Regions from separate parts of the Homo sapiens genome. Here region 2 is linked to region 1. A link is a contact called in ENCODE Hi-C or POLR2A ChIA-PET data. All regions are on one chromosome and are shown on one strand. Each heading gives the region's core, a stretch centred on a gene start or an enhancer-like site at or near the end of the contact. The rest is flanking DNA. Distances are from core to core; before and after follow the strand shown. Region 1 has its middle 98 kb from the start of ARAP3. Region 2 overlaps LOC107986454 (a long non-coding RNA gene).

Region 1 (2,700 bases), core at 17-2,516:
GCAAGGAGTCCAATTCTATGAAACCATTCAGGATGCAAAAAATGTGGCCCTGAACTACTTACAAATCTCAGGATTTGTAAGTAGTTCCTCAGATTACTTGTGAAGTTCAAGCCCATGCCCCTTCCCTCAGGTTAGCCTAGGGTGGGAGAGGCCCCCGTGACCCCTCCTCCCTAAGCAGGGAGCCCCCACTCCCTAGTGACTTCCCTCCAGCCAGCTTCCCTACAGACTCCCCTGGGATCGCACAAATCCTGAGACTACTCACAAGAATGCCTCCTCCACATCCACACTCATCTGGCTTCTTCTCAGCTCACATGTCACAGCCCAAATGTCACTTTACCAGAAAGGCCTTCCCTGATGAGCCATCTATCCCCCACCTGCCCGTGACCTTTTCATTGTCCTCATAGCTCAGATCACTCTTTGGAATCCCCCACTGATTTGCTTCCGGGCCTATGGTCATCTCCAGCATCCTCCTGGGATGGAAGCTCCCTGAGGGCAGGGGCCTCCCTGTCGTATTCTATCACCTGCCCGTAGAACAGCATTTGGCACAGAGTGGGTGCTCCACAGAGCTCCCACTTACCATGTGCCAAGAACTATTTGAGTTGATTTGCATACATTATTTTATCATGTCCCAACAATCTTGGAAATAGAAGGTATGATTATTTATCATTTTTCAGATGGAAACACTGAAGACAGAAAGATAAGTGATTTGCTAAAGGTCACACAACCAGGAAGTGGTAGAGTCCCTGTTTGGGCCTAAATCTGTCTGACCTCAAAGCTCAGAACATTTGGAATGTAGGAGCAAAGGGGCTATTAGAAATCTTGCAGAGGGCCGAGGGGGTAGTGTTGACCCAAACCTCCCAAGTTACTGCTAAGGAAGCATCAGCCCAGAACCAGGAGGTCCCTTCTAAAGCTGTTGTTACTTAATTTAGGATTTCTAAAGGGAAGTCCTGCTTTAACCAGCTGCTGTCCAACTTCTGGAATTTGTTACCCCCAAGGGGTCTTCACAAGCTGAAAATAGAATGGAGTTCAGAAAGGGTTGCACAAAATTAATGGATGACAGGACCCCAGTGGTAATTAAAGGAAGCAAGAGATGCTGGGGGTTTGGGCCTAGACGTTTGAGGTCAGCATCATGCTGGGGACTGCCACGGTCTCCCCCCAAATGGGTCCCAGGTGCCCCAGCAGAGTGAGCCAAGCCGCAGGCTGGGAAGCAGGGGGGAGGTGAATGATGTCAACGTCCCCACCCACTCTCTGGCAGGATTTGGCCGCCTGGCTGCTTCCTCCTCACATCCCCAGGCCCAGCTGGGCTGTCAGGGGTTGCTGACTCACTCACCTGGCCAAGATGGCCAATTTGCACATGTTCTCAATATTTTCTTTGCTAATTTTTAAAAATAAAATGCTATTTTTGCAAAGTCTTCATTACTTCCTAATTATTCATACTCCTTCCACTTTTTTGTCTTGTTAAATACAAAACTCAATAATCAGCTCACTTTTCTAAGATTACTTGTGAAGTTCAAGCCCATGCCCCTTCCCTCAGGTTAGCCTAGGGTGGGAGAGGCCCCCATCACCCCTCCTCCCGAAGCATGGAGCCCCCACTCCCTAGTGACTTCCCTCCCGCCAGCTTCCCTACAGACTCCCCTGAGATTGCACTGCTTTATTCGACTGTCCTGGCATCCCCACCTCTCCTTATCTTCCCCTCTCCATCCAGAGCTTCTCCCTCTGTGCTCTCTTCACCCACCCCTCCCTTCTCCCTCCCTTCCTTCCTTCTATCAGTCTATCCACCCTCCTGTGGCCTCCCCCTCTACCTAACCAAATTATTCATCCTCCTCCTCCACCGGCCCCCTCCTTCCCCAGACTCCTTTCCTCCCCTATCCTTTACCCTCCCCTCCCCTCCCCTCCCCAACGCAGCACCTTCACACCTGGGAGCTACCCTCAGAGCCTGAAGGGTCTCTCTCACCCTACCCACCTCCTCCTGAAATATCATCCGCAGGCCTCAGTGATGCTGCACTGCTGGCTGCTCCAGCAGGTGGGTGCTGCGGTTCTCTCCGCTGATAATTCATTCCCCCTAGCCCTGCATAATCCTCCTTAAATCAGTTAATCCCTGAAAACTCACTTCTTCAGGCCCAAGAGCAGCAAGGAGGAGCGGGACGGGTCCCTAGGACTATAAATCCCTAGAGTACTGGGGCCAGGATGCAGTCCCTCTTTCAGCCACGCTGGAGTGTCAGGGATGAGACTAGCAGCTCCCCGCAGATCCTGCTGACAGGCCAACTTTATGGAAGCCTTGGCAGGGACAGCAGCCCCCTCTTATCCCAGGTAGTGGAGTCTTGTGGCCACCAAGGGGTAGGTGGATATGATGGGGGAGTTGCTGCTGGACCTGAGCCCCTTCTTCCAAATAACAGGCACCCCTGGGCTCTCTGGCAGGGGCCTGATTTCTGCCTGGGCTTTTGCTGCTGCAGTTTCCAATGCTCAGACACCCGCATGTGTGTCCACGTGGCCATGTTCACATGGCACATGCATCCACCTCACACATCTCTACACACTGTATACATCAGAACAGGGCTTCTCAAATTTGGGTGCACCAGAATCACCTAGAAATCCTATTTGAGTGCTAAGCCCCACTTCTTGGGTTTCTGATTCAGTAGGTTTGGGGAGGGGCCTGAAAATGTGCATTTCAAGCACATCAAGTGCTGCTGATGCTGCTGG
Region 2 (2,895 bases), core at 353-2,852, 42 kb after region 1:
ATCTCAGCTCGCTGTAACCTCCGCCTCCCAGGTTAAAACGATTCTCCTGCCTCAGCCTCCTGCGTAGCTGGGATTACAGGCATGCGCCACCATGCCCGGCTAATTTTTTGTATGTTTAATAGAGTCAGGGTTTCACCATGTTGGCCAGACTGGTCTCCAACTCTTGACCTCAAGTGATCCGTCCGCCTCGGCCTCCCAACGTGCTGGGATTACAGGCATGAGCCACCGCGCCCAGCCTAGATGTTTTTTAAAACTTTCTGGTAGCTGGTCAGGTGTGGTGACTCACACCTGTAATCCCAGCACTTTGGCAGGCTGAGGCAGGCGAATCACCTGAGGTCGGGAGTTTGAGACCAGCCTGGCCAACATGGAGAAACCCCGTCTCTACTAAAAATACAAAATTAGCCAGGCGTGGTGGCGCATGCCTGTAATCCCAGCTACTCGTGAGGCTGAGGCAGGAGAATCGTTTGAACCCGGGAGGCGGAGGTTGCGGTGAGCAGAGATTGCGCCATTGAACTCCAGCCTGGGCAACAAGAGCGAAACTTCGTCAAAAAAAAAAAAAAAAGAAAAATCTCTGGTAGCCTGAGGTCCTAGGAGATTTAAAACAACAACAACAAAAATAACAAAAACAAACAAAAAACAACTATTGCTGACTTTTTTCTCTATCTGGTCTTTAGGATATTAGCCCCAGGATGGATTCTTGCCCTGGGTGTGTCTTTCTCTAGTTCCCAAACAGAATTTTATCCAAAGGTGGATGATAGGGGGTGAGGGTGCAGTATTTTTGGTGAATTGGTCTTCTCCCTACCCTGGCTGGGATGGGGGCCACTTGGGGACACTTTCCAGGCCCAGCTGGTCCTCTGCCCATCTGCATCCCTGCCTCCTGACTCATTTCATTCCAACCAATAGAGTCTTAGCATGCAAATTTAATGAATAGGCAAAGAAATGATTGGCTCATTTTCCCTGATGTAATAATGCCACTATTCAAGTAACTCCTATGAACCCTACCCCCACCCCAGTTCAGGGCATTTGATCATGTTCTGGCAAGAATCCCCAACTCCTGTTTTCCCTTTTTTTCCCCATTCTGAGTTAGCGAATCACTTCAAAATGCCCGACTCATCTCTCCAGGGGTGGGATGTCTGGAGGGCCAGGAAGCCACCCTTAGGCCTGAACCACTGCCATCTTTCTGGGAGGCCCCTTATGCCTCTGCGGACTGTGGGTAGCATCAAATCCAGGATAACAGAGCCCATTTACTAAGACGTTTTGCGAGAATCCATGTCCAAAGCCTTCCTGAAACCAAACCCCAGCATATCGGCTGTTCCTTTCAGCCCCTAATTTAGTAATTCTATTGAGAAAAAGAGATTGTGGGTTTTTTTATTTGGTGTGATTTATTCTTTATCATATAAATAATAATAATTTACACAAAGCTCATCCCCAAACAGAAGAGAATCTGTACATAAAAATAAACAAAAATTAAACTGAGCTGGGCCTGGTGCCCAGAAAACCAGCCAATTCCAAACACAACCAGGGGGAACAAATTCTCCAGGTCCTGGGAGCTCTGGGGCCTTGGCTGGAATTCTGGGTGGAGACTCTGGTCCGGGAAGCCATTGCCCTCTTTCCTGTACATCCTGTGCCGGATGATGGCACATCTGGCAGCCAACACTCATGGACAGCCAACCAGCAAGCTCACTGGGTTGGGAGGTGGGTGGGACTTGAGCTTAAGGGAAGAATCAGTTTTAAAACTCCTGGGCAGTGTTGCTTGCTTCTGGCTTCCCCAGGGGCTGTGAGAGATACTGTGGCTGGGGAGATGGGTGTTGGCCACCATCCAAAGGGGTGGAAGCTGCCTATGGCTCCATCTTTCTCCTGTAGCTCCTTAGAGGCATGAGTTGGACAGAGTACCCACTGGTCTTCTTTTCCCTTGGAGCTCTAGCTCCCTCTCTGGAGGCTCGTTATTTCTTATAGATATTGAAAGATGACAAGCAATCTTCTTGGCCATTGATTAATTTCCCTCAGCAGGCACTCTTTGGCTGTTCGAAACTTCTCCTTCACCACCTCCATCTTATTGCAGAAAAATCTCTTAAGAAGAAGACTGCCTTCCACATTCTGGTTTCGTACCTTTACTTACAAAGGGAGGAGTATATGTGGCTTAAACTGCTGTTTGGTTTGACTGTAAGCCCCATCCTCCCATCCCAAGGCAGGGGTTAGATCTGCATTGGTCTATAGGTACACAGTCATTTGCAATTAGAGACTTTATAAATGGTGAAGTTGATCATGATAGTGAACGCGATAAGGCTAAGATGGTGATGGAGAAGATAAAAGGAAAAGGGATTTTGATAGCAGTGCTGAGCCTGCCCTTGTGTCTGGGGTGATTATCTGGCTTAGCCTGAAATGAGAAATTGTGAAGGTGGTGGTGAAAGCTAAGGACAGGAGAAGAGGAAAGTGAAGGTAAATGTGTCCAGGTACAGGTGAAGCTTCCAGAGAAGAGAGGTAGCACAGCCCAGTGGTTAGGAGTCTAGATTCTGGGGCAGGACATTCTGGTTTCAAATTCTAGCTCGACCACATACTAGCTTAGGGAAGTATTTAACCTCTCTGAGCCTCAGCCTCCCCAGCTGTAAAATGGGAATCATAACAGTACCTGCCTCAGAGGGTGGCTCATGGTAAGCGCTGTATGAGCATGTGCAACCTAAGGTATAGGTGGGATTACAGTTACAGCCAGAGGAAGGGCCACAAAGCACAGCAAGCAGCACTGGGAAGATTCAGGAGATCTCGATCAGGCCCCATCACAGTCCTGTGTGACTTTCCCCATCTGGGCCTCAGGTGCCTTGTCAAAGGAGAGTTGAAGTAAATAATATTCAGCCCTCAGAAAGTCCCCTTGGGCAGCAAAGCTCTGTATGCATGACT

Evidence for each region. A loop is a pair of places that touch in the nucleus more often than their neighbours do. ChIA-PET counts read pairs that join two places held with the same protein, here RNA polymerase II (POLR2A). Pooled maps may share reads with other maps.
Region 2: POLR2A ChIA-PET joins it to region 1 with 11 read pairs in WTC11. The contact joins two enhancer-like sites. A Hi-C loop is called at or near these places in 1 of 50 pooled maps. POLR2A ChIA-PET finds 5 or more read pairs at or near these places in 5 of 52 experiments (H1, K562, PC-9 and 1 more).

Annotation. Positions count from the first base shown.
Region 1 is chr5:141,778,610-141,781,309 of GRCh38, forward strand. No RefSeq gene overlaps it. Among named protein-coding and RNA genes, the nearest start is that of ARAP3, 98 kb to the left of the region's middle. Within about 2 kb of position 1,267, at least 7 of the 41 ENCODE cell types and tissues checked have a DNase peak (open chromatin) inside an H3K27ac peak, as active enhancers do.
Region 2 is chr5:141,820,687-141,823,581 of GRCh38, forward strand. It overlaps LOC107986454 (a long non-coding RNA gene), which reads right to left. Exons shown (of 3, transcript XR_001742906.2): 1 at 803-2,895. Among named protein-coding and RNA genes, the nearest start is that of PCDH1, 56 kb to the right of the region's middle. RefSeq lists an enhancer at 2,353-2,853. Within about 2 kb of position 1,603, at least 13 of the 41 ENCODE cell types and tissues checked have a DNase peak (open chromatin) inside an H3K27ac peak, as active enhancers do.